Linked DNA regions of Homo sapiens: region 1 is linked to region 2. A link is an interaction called in ENCODE POLR2A ChIA-PET data of the cell type or tissue named here. Cell type or tissue: Panc1. All regions are shown on one strand.

What was found. ChIA-PET counts read pairs that join two places held together with the same protein. Peaks named below come from ENCODE experiments on the same cell type or tissue, not always from the same donor. Only the 100,000 strongest peaks of a DNase experiment are listed, where the experiment ranks them.
Region 1: POLR2A ChIA-PET joins it to region 2 with 16 read pairs; 2 of 35 experiments call an interaction of 5 or more read pairs at or near these places.

Annotation. Positions count from the first base shown.
Region 1 is chr5:31,215,582-31,223,581 of GRCh38, forward strand. All of the region lies in intron 1 of CDH6 (cadherin 6), which reads left to right. LOC105374709 (a long non-coding RNA gene) reads right to left here and starts at 1,519. Exons shown (of 5, transcript XR_007058714.1): 1 at 1-1,519. In Panc1, no CTCF peak of the experiment used is centred here; no DNase peak of the experiment used is centred here.
Region 2 is chr5:30,454,486-30,462,485 of GRCh38, forward strand. No RefSeq gene overlaps it. Among named protein-coding and RNA genes, the nearest start is that of CDH6, 740 kb to the right of the region's middle. In Panc1, no CTCF peak of the experiment used is centred here; no DNase peak of the experiment used is centred here.

The DNA.
Region 1 (8,000 bases), 760 kb after region 2:
TCTTTTTTTTTCTCATTGTGGGTATTCAAAGTCTCCATGTCTAAAGTAAAGAGCTTTGCCACAGGTATCCAGATGCAGGACGGAATCAAGTCTAAGAGCCAAAGCCTTCACCTGGTACTCACCAGCAGAGTGAGCCTGAGAAATCTCTTTTTCTCTCCATGTCCTAACTCCTAACATTATTAGGAAGATTGAATGAGATGGATGGTAAAGGCTTTGCACAGTTCTTGACTCACATGTAAGGAAACCAGGCAGCTCCCTTCACAGAATCAAACCTGGATTATCCAATTTGACGATGGACAGCAAATTTCCACATAGCAACCAAGAGACAGATGACCTAAAACCTGTGTTTCCTGATAATGACTGTGTGTTTACACTCACCATCATAAAGTAGGAAGAAGGCCCTTTGGTTTTTTTTCAAAATCTATGCCCTCCTACAGCAAAAGTATAAAGGGGTCTTAAGGTGTTTTAAAGTTCTACAACATAGTCTATTATATTATTTAGATCATGCATTTATGTACACATTCAATGAAGTTTTGGAACTTAAAATACATCTGACTTTTTTTTTTTGAAAACTTAGGGTCTGTTCTAAAAAATGAAATAATTTCAGAGTTTAAGAAGTTTGCTTGCAATCTAATGCTTATTTTGTCAATTCAGTTGCACGTAAACATTACTGTACATGCCTTGAGGGAAAAAATGTTGTTGCTCCAATACAGGGGACAGCAATCTATGGCTCTCAGGCCAAATCCAGCCACTGCCTGCTTTTGTGTGGCCTGCAGGCTGAAAATGGTTTGTCCATTTTTAAATAGTTAAAAAGAATCAACAGAAAAACAGTATTTTATGATATATACTGTATTACATATTATTTTATATAAAATTCAAATTTCAGTGTCCATAAATAAAATTTTTGGAACAAATTGTGTATGTATTGCCTATAGCTGTTTTCACTCTACCATAGCATAGTCAAATAGTTGCAACAGAGATGTGTATGGCCCACATACACATCTAGTGTATGTGGTAGTAAAGATAGTAAAAATCTTTACTATCTGGCCCTTTAGAAAAACAGTCCACTGACTCCTGCTGTAATATAGCAAGCCCTGCCACCAAAAAAAAAAAAAAAATGCAACAAGGAGTATTCAACTTAGAGATAGGTTTTATACAAAAAATTCATTGGGAAGTCAGTTATCCATGAAAACCAAATAATAAATGGCAGTTTGACTCCTGACTAGCCCGCAAATGCCAATTAACTTATAATTGATTTTAACTGTAGTACTAAAAGCCTGAGTTATGAAGTTTAGAAATATGTGACTGTTAAGTTGCATAAGAGATGAGGAAAAGATTTCCATAAACTTTTTCTGGTTGAGAGACGGTAGAGAGGCTCATGTGTGGTTTTAGGGTCCTTCTCCCTGGGTGCTGTTGTGCTCTCTGAGCAGAGGGACCTTTTATTATGCATGTTGATATTCCTCACAGTAATTCAGCCCAGGGCGTGTATAGGTGCAACAATATAGACCTGTTAAATGAAGTGGGGTTCGTACATTTCTATGTTCTGTGTGTTGAATAGTCAATTTTCCACATAATCTTTGTCTCTCTTTTGTTAGTAGGCAAAATTTTTCATAAATTTAGATCCGTTTTAAGAAAAACATTTTTAACTTTCAAATATAGTGGTTTTCAACTTTTTAAATTGTAAACCACAATAAGAAATACATTTCACATCACAGCCTAATGCACACATCCATATATACTCATAATTAAAACAAAGGTTATTCAAAAAAAGAAATTTTCTACATCAAAAAGTATCTGTTCTTTCATATTCTATTCCGTTTAACTGTTTTTAAATTCTCATCAGTCTTACCAGATGGGTTTAGTGGCCTACTAATGCGTCATAACCAACAGTGTGAAAACCTGGACCTATATTATTTCAAAATAAATAGCTGGATACTCACAAGTGAACTGATTCAATCAATCAGTTATTTCAGGACTATTAATTGAGCACTTTAATAAGTACCTGGGCCAGACACCATGCCAGACACTGGGATGCTGTAATCAACAAGACATCCTCCCTAACCTCAAAGAACTGAATGGTTAGGTGGCGAGGTAAAACACAGTAACTGATGTTGAGGGGGTGAACATTTTTCAGCTCAGCCACAGGTACACACAAGTTACAATATAAAGCCTCTAGGAGTAAGAGAATAAATCCAAGTCCCAGGCCCAGCTCTGCCTCTATTTAACTAATGTTTTCATTAACCTTGGATTTAAGGCATGGCTTCCTGTTTCGTTTAAGCTATATTTAGCTTAAATACAGTTAAAACATTGTTAAATTGTTAAATACAGTTAAAAACTGTAAAAGATACAGTTAAAAATTGAATGTAAGTACAGATGAAGCTAAAATTCGATATTTAGTAGTTTTCTTGCTGAAATAGAGATGGCATTTGTTTTTTTATTGTCATTAAAGTCTATTAAGTTAATTTTAATTTGTTTTTACAACCAATTACTAAAAATGGCATTATTATTATAATACATTTGAAATTCCAGAACAGTTAAAATCATGGAAATACCAAGTTGAAATATACTTGCAATATGTTCTTGCAACCATTACTATTTTAAGCTTAATTATAATATATTATCCAATGAAGCAATTAGGCATTTTATAAGCAGATAAATTCACAAAAACAGAAAAAAAGGACACAATGCTCAATCATTGTATTTAAAATTATAGCCAAAAGAAAACTATACCTGAAAGAGGTTTATCTCACATGTCTCAAAGATTTATAGTTAATTAAAGTAAAACATGGGTAGGTAATTCCAAAGGCACAGCAATTTCATCCATTTAACAAAGAGCTCATTTTACTGGTAGAAATTGTAGATATGAGAAAGCACAGGGGTTTTTGTTTTTAAAGAAATTGGACCCACTCTCGTTTATTTCGACAGAAAGTTCCTAAGTGTGTTCTTGCTATCTTCCCCCATTCTACCCAAGCCCAGGGTAAGCTCTGGGTTCCTTTTCTGTGAGCCCCACATTCAGCCCATCAGAGCACAGTCATCTCTTCTGCCCAAATATGTCCAGAATCCATTTCCTTTCCTCTCTCCACTTGCAGAACCTAAGTCCAAACCACAATTTATTTCCCCCTGCCCAAACTCCAGCACAGACCTCCAGCTTGTATCCCTGCTTTCTGTCTCTTGCTTCTGTGAAATCCAGGGTCTAACACAGGGTCATCTATAAAATTTAAGTCAGAGCATGTTACTCCTGCTGCTTCAAAAGCTCCCGTGGTTCCCACAGCACTAACCCACTCTCATCCCCTACCACTTCGCTCTTTCCTAGCACACTCTGCTTCAGTCACATTTAACTTCTTTCCTAGATGGGATGGTTAATTTTATGGGTCACCTTGGCTGAACCAAGGTGCCCAGATCATTATGCCAAATGTTTCTATTAAGGTGATTTTTGGATGAGATCAACGCATTTTTAAATTGGTGGATTTTGAGCGGATTAGCTTCCATAATGTAGGAGGGCCTCATCCAAGCAATTGAAGGCCGAATAGAACAAAGACTCAAACACACAAACACAGCAAGAAGGAATTCTGCCAGCAGATGGCCTTTGGACTCAAACTGCAATTCTCTTCTGTGTCTCCAGGTTACCTGTGTTTTAAAGTCCTACAAGATAAGCCATCAGATTTTTTTGACTCACCAAGCCTCCATCCACAATTGTGCAAGCTAGTTCCTTAAAGTCTCTCTCTCTAGATAGGTAGGTAGGTAGAGAGAGACAGAGAGATACACATACACACAGCCACACACATCACATCCTGTAGGTTCTGTTTTTCTGGAGCACCCTGGCTATAATACATCAAACATATCCAATTTTCCCTGTAACACTTTTGCTCTTGCCATTCCTACTCTCTGAAACTCCCTTTCCAGGCTCAACATATGACTGCCTTCTTCACATCATTCATGCCCTCTTTGAGCTGAGGCATGAATGATGTAAATGAGGCAGTTATATGTTGAGCTCACCCCAGATACACCATCACATTACCCAGTTTCATTTCCTGCATGGAGTTTCTCATCCTGAAATGACTTCTATTCATTTGTTTATTTGTATATTGTCCAATTTCCCCTGATGGATTCCAAGTTCCAGGAGGGAAAAGACCTGTTATATATTGTTCTTTGTTGGGTTCCCAGCACCTAGAACAATGCATGGGACAAGTATTCAGTAAGTATTTATTGAATAAATGAATTAGTTAAAATGTTAAAAATTCAAGTGACTTCTATGCACTATCAATCAACCATCAGAATTTGTTTTGTCCAGGAGGTCAATCTCCATTCACAGTTCATACAATGAAGAAGACAGTTGTATATCACATGAAAAAGTTGTTCCCCTCTTAATTTCCACACATATTGTATCGTTTAAGTCTTAAATGGGGAAACTCAGATACTTACTAAAATTGTCTTAAACCTCTCTTTTATTTTGCATAGTTTAGTGTAATACATTTGTTATTAAATTAGAGCTAGAACCTTATTCTTCCTTTGTACACTTCCACAATTAAAAACAGTTCTTTATATTTTTCTGTGACACATCTTCCATGTTGGAGAGCATCAAAGCATCTTGTCAGTGTGTGGACCTAGTTTCAAAGGTTCTACCTGCTAACCAGTTCCTTTTTTGAATTAATGAGACAATGTTGTTCATGTTGCCAAAATCAAAGCAAAATACTGATTTTTTTAAATGTGAGAACTCAGGAAGCAGGACCAACTCCAACAGATATGCTAAATCCACTTAAAAGTGTTTGGAATATTTTAACTTCATAAGCACATTATACTGCACTCCTTATATCTCATAGTATCTGATACTCTTAGAGTTAGTGTGAGTTATTAAAGTGAGGGATGCCAAATTCTCTATTTATTTCTTCTCTCATCTGTTCATTCATTTCATTATGAGGCATTGCTAAGGACCAAGTACTGAACTAGGTGCTAAGTATACATAGGTGAATAAAATAGACACAGTCCCTGCCCTTGAGAAGCTTACAGTCTCATGGAGGAAGGAAAAAAAAGGTAAACAAATAAGTCAATACATATGTACATAAAAACTATAATGCGTGCTATGAAGAAGGTGGACCTGGAAATAATGGTAGCAAATCACTGAGGGGGCATATTCTCTGATACAGAAGTTATAAAAAGCCTCTTCGTAACAGTGATATTTTATCCCCCAACCTGAAGGATGAAAAGGAGGAAGCCAAGAGAAAAACTGGGGGTGGGAAGATGAAAACTGGCCAAGAGTCCCAGGAAGAGGGGTCAGCATGGGTAAGGAGTGTAGGGAAGCAAGTGACTGATCCAGTTTAAGAACTAAAGGGATTTTTTTCCATGGGGCATCATCCTGAACATCTGGATTTATTCTTTCCCTTAGCCTTTGACTAAGATCTTAAGCTGTCTTGCCTGAATTCTCACCCTATCCTGGATACAGGCTGTTCAGGGGGGAGACATTTAAATAGAAACCATGTAGTTTGTCATGCAAATTGAATCTCTTGAGCAGAATTCGATTTAATAAATGTCCCAAATGTTCATTATGCAAGCACAGCCTGGCTGCACATTGACGAAGTCCTTTGTCAACAGCAGCGACTCAGTCTGTCCCCAGTCACTCACTCACCAGTCAAGCACTCCAGCTGACTGCCAGAACCCTTTAGAAAGTAAACACTACTGATTAGATAGGTTGAATCAATACTTCTTTTCCTTACATACCAGTAGTGTTGATTTCATAGGCCAGAACCAGAAACCCTTTATTGGTCTTGTGCTCAACTCACATACATTTCAGTCATCTGCAGTCAACTTTAATTCTATTCAGAAAGAATTAACACGCAACAGCTCCAAGTAATGGAATCTTGGAATTAAGAGAGAAATCATTCTCTAGAATTTTCAAAAAACTTATTTCATTGATGAAGATTTTATCTTTTTTTCAATATTTTTTCACTGACCTTTATTAAACATTTTATTAAATACACCTGAGAAAAGACTGTCTTCAAAGATTGATGACTCGTGGAAGAAATTGGAAGGAATCAGAAAGCCTGGCTTAGAGTTATGATGAAACTTGATGACGGTGCCATCTTGCACTTGATCTTTTATTCACAATTTGCACAAGCTAACAAGCTTAGGCACATTCGTCAGTTAATCAATGCAAATGTCATGTAAGGTACTGGGGAGAGAGTTGTTTAAGAAAGATGATGTGATGTGGTAGACAAGCTTGGGTTGTAGAATATTACACATGAAACTTAAAATTCCAATTTGGCCATTACGAGTTAGGAGTTTTTGAGACAGGTAGTTCCTCAAGTTATTTAATTTTTTTTTTCACTTGCAAAAGTGGGGATCAAATCTGCTAGACTTGTTGTGTGGATTATATGAGAAACCATATGTAAAACCATCCGGGAGGCTTTCTCCCAGCTAGTCAGCTTTAGAATGTGTTAGCTTGCCTTTCTCTACCCACTAACATTTTCAATGCAACTATAAAATACCTTTTTCTATTGTAGTTTTAAAAATAGGAAAGACTTCCCTTCTATAAAACTTCTTACAAGAGAAATAAATCTTAAAATGGCCAAGTGACTTTTTTTCAATAGGGATATTCACTACTTCTAGGAATGTTTTAATATTGGAAATATGTAACTGTTAATACCTGATACATAATGACAAAACTCTGACAATCAAATGAACATTCCTTAATGCCAATTTTTCCTTATTCTAAGAATGTAATCCTGCCACCTTGTAAAAGTGATTGATACAGGTATAAAGTTTGCCCTGCATATAAATCAGAGAAAGTGAATTAGATATAAGTATGTTAAGTTCCTTATTTCTCTATTTGTCATATGAATCAAATTTTATGCATTTTACATTTTGTCTGGAACAATGCTACAGAAAGTTTTTTTAATTAAAACTTTCCAAAGGAATATATTAAATCGAGCTTAATATGAAAGTGTTTTCTGCTGATGATTCAGATATCAGTGCAATTAGAATCATCTCCTGGGTGCCAAGTTCAGTGCTAAGACTTTAGTACATTTTATCTCACTTAATCCTCTTAATATCTATAAAACATAAGTATATATTTACACATATAGAGATAAATTCATTACACAGATGAGAAATTGAGATCCAGAGAAATTAAGAACTTCCTTAAAGTAGAATAATTCACTAATGGTGATTTTATAACCTAAATCAAAGTCTGTCTAATTCCACAGAGCCTCTATTACACTTGGCAAAAATAAAACTAAGCCAATCTACTATAAATTATAGGTCATCTGCTGTTTTCATTATTTTGTGCATTATCCTAATCAATACCATGATCCTTAGATATTTGAGGGACTATATTTTCTTGCAAAGTTCTCACTTTTTTGAGACGGTGAACTCATTTGTTCTTTTGCAATACCAACTCTCTCTCTCTCCCGCACTTTTCCTCTTTCTCTCTCACTTTTCCTCTCTCTTACTCTTTCTCTCTCTCTCTCACACACACATTCTTTTCAGCCACCTCTTCACTCTCTCAAGCTACACAGTGTCTTTCAGTACCTGAAAAAAATACATCTCATTTTCTTTCCCTGTTGACTTATGTACAAGTTCATTGATGCCATCTTTATCTTTAGAGTAGTAGAGATTTATTTAGAAGCCCTTTTAAAAGTGAACCGCATTTTAAGGACACAGTTTCACAGTGGCGGATAAAAATTGCTCTTAGAACTTGTTTGATGCATTTTCATCTCTTTCTTTAACTGCTTTGCTCACAATATTCTGACTTTGTATTTATTTCTCCTTGAAGAATTTGTTGTCAAAAAAATTAATTACTTTGCTGCTAATAAAATTAGGATTTCAAAAAAATGGAAGCTTTGTAACATTATCCCTCCTTCTGGGAAACATACTTGTGCTCTCTAATGTGGAACTTAGGAGTTTTGTAAATCCAGTACTTTGTTTAAATAGTTTAATGAGATTCTTATTTTATTCTTGTTTGTAATTATTTGTAGAATGTGCAGCTCTCAGTGATTTCATTCTTA
Region 2 (8,000 bases):
ACTATTATTGCTGCTTCTCTGGTTGAACCCTGACTGGCACAAGTAAGTCTAGTAAGTCTAGAAAGCCTAGTATGTCTAGTAAGTCTAGAAAAAAAAAGTTCTATGAATATCTAATTATTTACCACTTTAGCTGATACCCCATCAAAGTCATCAAATATAAAAGTTCCCTAATGTTAGCAGTTTCCTAGTATTACCATCTTATGGAGCCATGATACCATTGTTAACAGTAAGAAATTAACACTATATTAGCAGTAACTAAATCGCAGACTTTATTTGGATATTACCAGTTTTCAGTTTTTACAATAATGTCCTTGTTGTGTTCCAGAGGCCAATCCAGGAAACCATATTAAATTTAATCATTACAGTTTTTTTAGTCTCCTCCAATCCGCAACCATTTCTTTGTATTTGTACTTTTTGTTTTCTTTTTTTCCCCATGACATTAAGGGTCATCGAGTGGGGTGGTCAAGAGGACAATATTAAAGAGTCCTCATCACATATTTCTTCAGTGCAATTCTCAATTTGGGTTCCATTGATTTTGTGTGTGTGTGTGATTAGAATGGGAGTATGTGTTTTCAGGAAGAAGAATACAAACATGAAAGCCCTCATCATTGTACTCTATCAGGGCACATGATATTAACATACTATCAACATCACTCACCATGGGGTAAAGGAATTATCTGCCAGAGGTCTTCACCTGAAAGCTACTAGTTTTTTTCTCCACTCTATTCTTTAAAAAGTTGCTTTTAAAATTTAAGATCTTTATTTTTTCCATCATGATTGAACAGTTACATGTTTTGTAAGTTTTTCAAAATTAGATGCAATCCTGCAATAAAATATCAAAAATGTAAGTTAAAATAAATTAAACTAAAAATCTGAACATAAAAAATTTCCATAATACAACCTTATGTCTGGCTTATTAAATGAGAGAGTGAGAAAGGAAACAAAGGTGTGTAGAGGGAAAGAACAAGGAAGAGAAAAAAATGGAAAGGAAAGAAAGATTGAATGAAAAAAAGGAAGGAAAAAAGAAAAGAAGGAAAAAAAATAAGAAAAAAGGCCCACAGCAATTTACAATAATGTGCCCAATGAAAAATGTGCATTGCTATTTATTCAGAATATCAGAAAATGTTTTGCATATATACATATAATTTGACTTTAAGTTCCGGGATACATGTGCTAAACGTGCAGATTTGTTACATAGGTATAATGTGCCATGTGATTTGCTGCACCTATCAACCCATCATCTGGGTTTTAAGCCCCACATGCATTAGGTATTTGTCCTAATGCTTTCCCTCCCCTTGCCCCCAACGCCCTGACAGGCCAAGGTTGTGATGTTCCTCTCCCTGTGTCCATGTGTTCTCATTGTTCAACTCCCACTTATGAGTGAGAACATGTGGTGTTTGGTTTTCTGTTCCTGTGTTAGTTTGCTGAGAATGTTGGTTTCCAGCTTCATCCCTGTTCCTGCAAGGTTCATGAACTCATTGCTTTTATGGCTGCATAGTATTCCATGGTGTATATGTGTCACAATTTGTTTATCCAGTCTATCATTGATGGGCGTTTGGGTTGATTCCAAGTCTTTGCTATCATAAATAGTGCTGCAATAAACATACGTGTGCATGTGTAGAATGATTTATCCAGTAATGGGATTGCCGGGTAAAATGGTATTTCTGGTTTTAGATCCTTGAGGAATCACCACACTGTCTTCCACAATGGTTGAACTAATTTACACTCCCAGCAACAGTGTAAAAGCATTCCTATTTCTCGACATTCACTCCAGCATCTATTGTTTCCTGACTTTTTAATGATCATGAGATGGTATCTCATTGTGGTTTTGATTTGCATTTTTCTAATGACCAGTGATGATGAGCTTTTTTTCATGTTTCTTGGCCGCATAAATGCCTTCTTTTGAGAAGTATCTCTTCATGTCCTTTGCATGTTTTTTGATGGGGTGGTTTGTTTGTTTTTTTTCTTGTAAATTTGTTTAAGCTCCTTGTAGCTTCTGGATATACCTTTGTCAGATGGATGGATTACAAAAACTTTCTCCCATTCTGTAGGTTGCTTGGTCACTCTAATGATAGTTTCTTTGCTGTGCAGAAGCTCTTTAGTTTAATTGGATCCCATTTGTCAATTTTGGCTTTTGTTGCAATTGCTTTCGGTGTTTTAGTCATGAAGTCCTTGCCCATGCCTATGTCCTGAATGGTATTGCCTAGGTTTTCTTCTAGGGTTTCTATGGTTTTAGGTCTAACATTTAAGTCTTTAATCCATCTTTAGTTAATTTTTGTATAAGGCGTAAGGAAGGGGTCCAGTTTCTGTCTTCTGCATATAGAGTTATTGCCTATTCTTTAACAAATCTCTAGGTAGTTAAAAAAAAACACAAATATTATATGGTAAATTATGTCTCCTCAAGAAACTTATATCATGAGAAATTATCTGTGAATGCCTTCAAAACCATCCTGGAAATTGGTCAACAGCAGAAATGACCCTCACTTTTTCCCTCTCCAGTGTACACAAACACAAATACACACAGATGTTGCATCATATACACAGTGCACATATTCACATATGATGGATGATGTGGTAATAGTAAATGTACCTGAAGAAGTGAGTTCAGGATTCGTGTTGCTCACACTATGGTCTTTCACCCAAAGCCCACTTCTGGGTACTAAGCACTCATTACCCCCGCTGCAGGCTAGAAATGTTGTTTGTTGACACCTCACACCTGTGTCCCTCCCTGGCTATTGCTATTTCCCCAGGTTGTCACCCTCCTTGAGTGCAGTCTATAGCCAGTGACTATATGTGGCCAAAACAATCACTAGCTATGTTCGTTGAGGGGAGTCAGAGGAATCCTTTGTTTCCAATGTGATAAAGAATGAGCTGATAAGGGGGACAGAAGCACTGTTGAGAAGCTCAGTGGTGGCTTTTCTTTGCTGGCCAGGGTTTTGCATGGATGATATATACTCTTACAGGCGGTGTTTTTTGACAGTGCTTCCCTAATAACTACCTGCTTGTAAGTCTCCATCTCGGCATCTATCTTAAGAAGACTGACCTATGACTTCTGACTTTTCATCTGTGTCTTGGGATAAGAAATTGTCAGGGAATGGGTTATGCTTGGAATGGTCGTGACTGTTCAACTTCTTACACAACATATGCACATATACCCTACAATTAACTTCACATTTTAAGCACGTTCTGACTGAGATCAGCTACCCTGATTCTATCTATCTTCTTGTTTAATTAATATGTTGTGTGACATAAATTTAAAAGGAAGAGGCAAAAAATTAATTCAGGTTTCCTCATTGAGTTTTGAATAAGAATAAAACCATGGAACAAAGAAATTATCGAATGATTATTCATAGAAAAAATATTTTACTTGTGTTTTCTTCTATATTTTTGTTTTCAAAAATTTCTCCATTAATGGCAACTTCAAGAGGGCAAAAGGATGGACAAAAAGGTTTGGCTCACAGTTTAAACAAAAATCAACTCATTGTATCAGAAGATTAAAAAAGACTTTTTAAACACTTGTTTATAATTTAATTATTTAAAACTTTTCCTGACCTACTACATAAAGATTTCAAAATTAATTCCCTTTGGAGAATGCACTTCACAGAGGAACAAAACATTATTTGACCTCTTTTAACTCATGTTGCAACCTAAGAGTGAGTTATTGTTTTAAAACATCATTTCTTTTTCTTTTTTTTTTTCTTTTTTTTTTTTTTTTTTTTGAGACTGAGTCTCGCTCTGTCGCCCAAGCTGGAGTGCAGTGGCGCGATATCTCTGCTCACTGCAAGCTCTGCCTCCCGGGTTCACACCATTCTCCTGCCTCAGCCTCCCAAGTAGCTGGGACTACAGGTGCCTGCCACCACGCCAGGCTAATTTTTTTTTTTTTTTTTTTTTTTTTTTTTTTGTATTTTTAGTAGAGACAGGGTTTCGCCGTGTTAGCCAGGATGGTCTCAATCTCCTGACCTCGTGATCCGCCCGCCTCGGCCTCACAAAGTGCTGGGATTACAGGCGTGAGCCACCACGCCCAGCCGCTTAAAACATCATTTCTGTAGTTCTGCTTGAGTCCGACTACACTCCACTTTTCTATTTGGATGGTCATCTGTCTCAGCCTTTTTAGTAGCATTTTATTTGTACTAACTTTCTAACTTTATGTTTTTCCAGCAATGTTTTTCTTATGTTTCATTCCATGTGTCCTTTCTGATTCTTTTGATGTTAGAAAAAATAAATACTGTGCAGGAGGATCACTGAAGTTTTATAATGCAGACTCCAGCAGAACAGAAACTGAAATTAGGAAAGGTAGGCACACATATACACAGAGTCACTTGAGGCTGATAAATTATGACCACAACTGCAGCCAGTATCATTTAAGTACTCTTTAGTTTCTGATGATAAAGCTCTAGCTTATCACCATGCTGACAACTGCAAACCCCTGTGGCCCTTAGCTTCTGTCTTTGCTATTTGTTACCTAGTCAGCCACATGGAATTTAACAGCTTAGTAAAGTATCTTTCTAAGTAGACTTCCAGAAAAGACAGAACAAAGCTAGTAGGGGCTTATGTCTTGGTTAAAGACATTATTTCTTCCATTTAAGTTCCACTTCCCCATTGCAGAGAGAAAAAACAGGTATGAAATTACTGTTTTGTCTGTAAATATCTCTACCCTGTTAACTATTGTTTTGAAGGAGAAAGAAAAAATTATTTGGGCTTGAATATTAAAAGTAAAAGATTCCATGTTTAGTTCATAATTTCAGAATGATTATATATTTTGATTTGTGCTTGCTACTTCTACTTGAGAGAAAAGAATCTTTATGTCTACATGCTAAACAAAACATTATACTGCTAGAATTTCTTTTAAATAGGACTTAAAATTAAATATATGTATATTATTTTTCAATTATGGGCTCTTGATATTCAAATTAAGAATTACAGGAGAACTAGGATAGCAACAGAGTAAAACAAAAGTTTTGATGGCAAATTAGCCTGCTTCATTTTGCCAGTTTTAGGATCATTATCTGCTACTTCTACAGGTCAATAAAGCAGGTAAGCCGAGAATACATTTATCCTTCTGATCAGGTAGATGTAAATGCGAATGTTCAAACAGTTTAGAATATTCTAAACTAAAGCAGTTCAGTTTAGAATATAGATAAGTATAAAAGAGGCAGAATATTTTTTAAATAGCCAGGCAATATTTTTCTTTTTAGGGTTATGTAAGTGTCTATCTTATGCCAGCAATCAACATGATGATATATTACCTGTTATATAACAATTTTAAGTAAATACTATATCTATTTCCATTAAATGAGCATTTGAATATTGCAGCAACTTTAAATTACATAATTTATAAAAATAAATATTGTATAATGAAAGTTTTACTTTAGTATTTTTCATCATTCCCTTTTATACTTCTGTTCTATCATTATCTAAAAAATATACATAACTAGATAAGAAATCCTATTTTTGGCCGGGCACAGTGGCTCACGCCTGTAATCCCAGCACTTTGGGAGGCCGAGGCGGGCGGATTACGAGGTCAAGAGATCGAGACCATCCTGGCTAACATGGTGAAACCCCATCTCTACTAAAAAATACAAAAAATTAGCTGGGTGTGGTGGTGGGCGCCTGTAGTCCCAGCTACTCGGGAGGCTGAGGCAGGAGAATGGCGTGAACCCAGGAGGTGGAGCTTGCAGTGAGCCAAGATTGTGCCACTGCGCTCCAGCCTGGGCGACAGAGCCAGACTCCATCTCGAAAAAAAAAAAAAAAAAGAAAAGAAAAGAAAAAGAGAAAAAAGAAGAAATCCTATTTTTTACTGGCTCTATGTCGGTGTTTTTATTTTACAGTTTTGCCATTGGCATCAGGCAAAGAAAATGGAGACTAAAAGTGATTTTGATGTGTTATCATCAAGCTAGATTCTAGTAACTTTAATAATGTGAGTGTTTTCTTTAGTAAGGTGATAGAATATTAATCAAAAAACTTTTTAAAATAAATCAGAATATTTTCTAGTGCTTGAAGGAGAAAATAATAAAGGGTGAAAACATGTAGTCAGATAATATTATGCTGACTTGAGAAGATTTCTTAGACAAAACCAAGTAATATTATTAATACTTTCCTCAGTTTTCCTTCTCTTTACTTGATTATTTTCTCATGTCATGTAATTTATTCTAACTTGAGCATTAACTCATTCTCTTTTTTTTCTTTCCTATGGAAAAGGCTCTAAGAATCAGCATATACGCTAGTTATACATAATAGCAAGTAAATTGCATTTTTTTAGAGATATCTGCAGAAAAGAACCAATTTTTATTATCTTCATTACATATTCAAGTCTGGTTGGAAAATTTCATTCTAAAACTAGGTAATCAACCTACCTAAAGATTGTTCTTAAAGCTTTTTCATTAATGAACCTTTAGTGCAACCAGTGAAAGTTAAACTTTTCTCCAAGGGCCCATGTACTTAAAAGCAAACACAGATAAAATAATTTGCTCATAATTCCAGTAGGTTAATAGAACTTATGGACCCATCCATAGATTCAAATTAATCAAGCCCAAGCAAATCCTAGTTAAGTAATTTAAGACAACTTTAGAATCTTAATACATATTGATTTCACTTTAGCTTCTTTCTTGAGAGAATATCCAATCTATCGCACCATCCAGAACATTACATTTGTTTTCTAGTTTTCTTAAATAATGTCCAGCTTTTAATCAAAACCACTCAGAGTACAGAAAGATTAGACTTAAGTTTTAACATTCAGTCAAAACAAACAGTAAAATTTGACCTAGGGTAAGAAGCAGTTATTGGAGTTATCAGCCAAAGACTTTTAAAAAAATGATTTATAGTCACAAAATCAAGAGAAAAGATGAGAAAAGTTGGCAGAGGTCAGTAAAACAAGTACATAAATAATGTTATTGTGGGCTGGATGCAGTGGCTCACACCTGTATTTCTAGCACTTTGGGAGACCAAGGCAGGCAGATTGCTTGAGCTCAGGAGTTTGAGACCAGCCTGGGCAATATGGTGAAACCTCATCTATACAAAAAATACAAAAATAAGCCAGGCATGGTGGCACATGCCTGTAGTGCCAGCTAGGGAGGCTGAGGTGGGAGGATTGCTTGAGCCTAGAAGGTTGAGGCTACAGTGAGCCATAATCGAGCCACTTCACTCAAGCCTGAGCAACAGAGTGAGACTCTGCCTCAATAATAACAATAATAATAATGTTATTCTTAGTTATATGAAATATAAACAAAGATACAGAAGTAATATTTTAAAATGCATCAAGATACAAATTCAAGAACAGTTATAAACTTCAGGAAGGGTAAATTTCTTCAAGCTTTTTTTAAATAAATAAAACTTTCACGTTGGCACATCATTAAAGATTGCTGAAAACCAAACACAAAAAGAAAACTAAAAGAACCCAAATGGTGCGGGGTGGGATTATAACCTTCCAAAGTAAATGATTTTACTGAGAACTAACTTCACAAAAAAAGAAACAAACAAAAGAAAACAAAATATGAAAGACAAAGGAATGACATCGTCACAACAATTTTTGAAAAATAATGGCCAATCTAGAGTACAAGACAACTTTTAAGTGATTCAAAATAGTAATGAAAAATGTTAAATGCTATGTCCATTGTGAACACCTTTGGACAATAAAGAAAAAAAATATTTCAAGCAACCAAAGAAAGTGACAGCATGTTACCACCAATAGAAAGAAATTAATACAATTTAATTATGTGGAAATATAAAATAAAAAAGGAGTTTAAAAAAAGAAAGAAATGAAAGAAATAAAAATTCAAATATTTGACCAAACATAACAAGCCAGTACCATTAATAACAATATATTGTGAGGTTACAAATTCAATAAAGTTTTAACTGAACAAGAGAACTCAAGGCAGAAGAGGTTAAATGGAGCAAAATACACAATAAAATACTAATTTATAATATTCTTTCATAGTCAGGGATGGATCTTGTAACCTCAAAGAAAATAATACTAATATATAATTGTCCAGTCATATTCATGC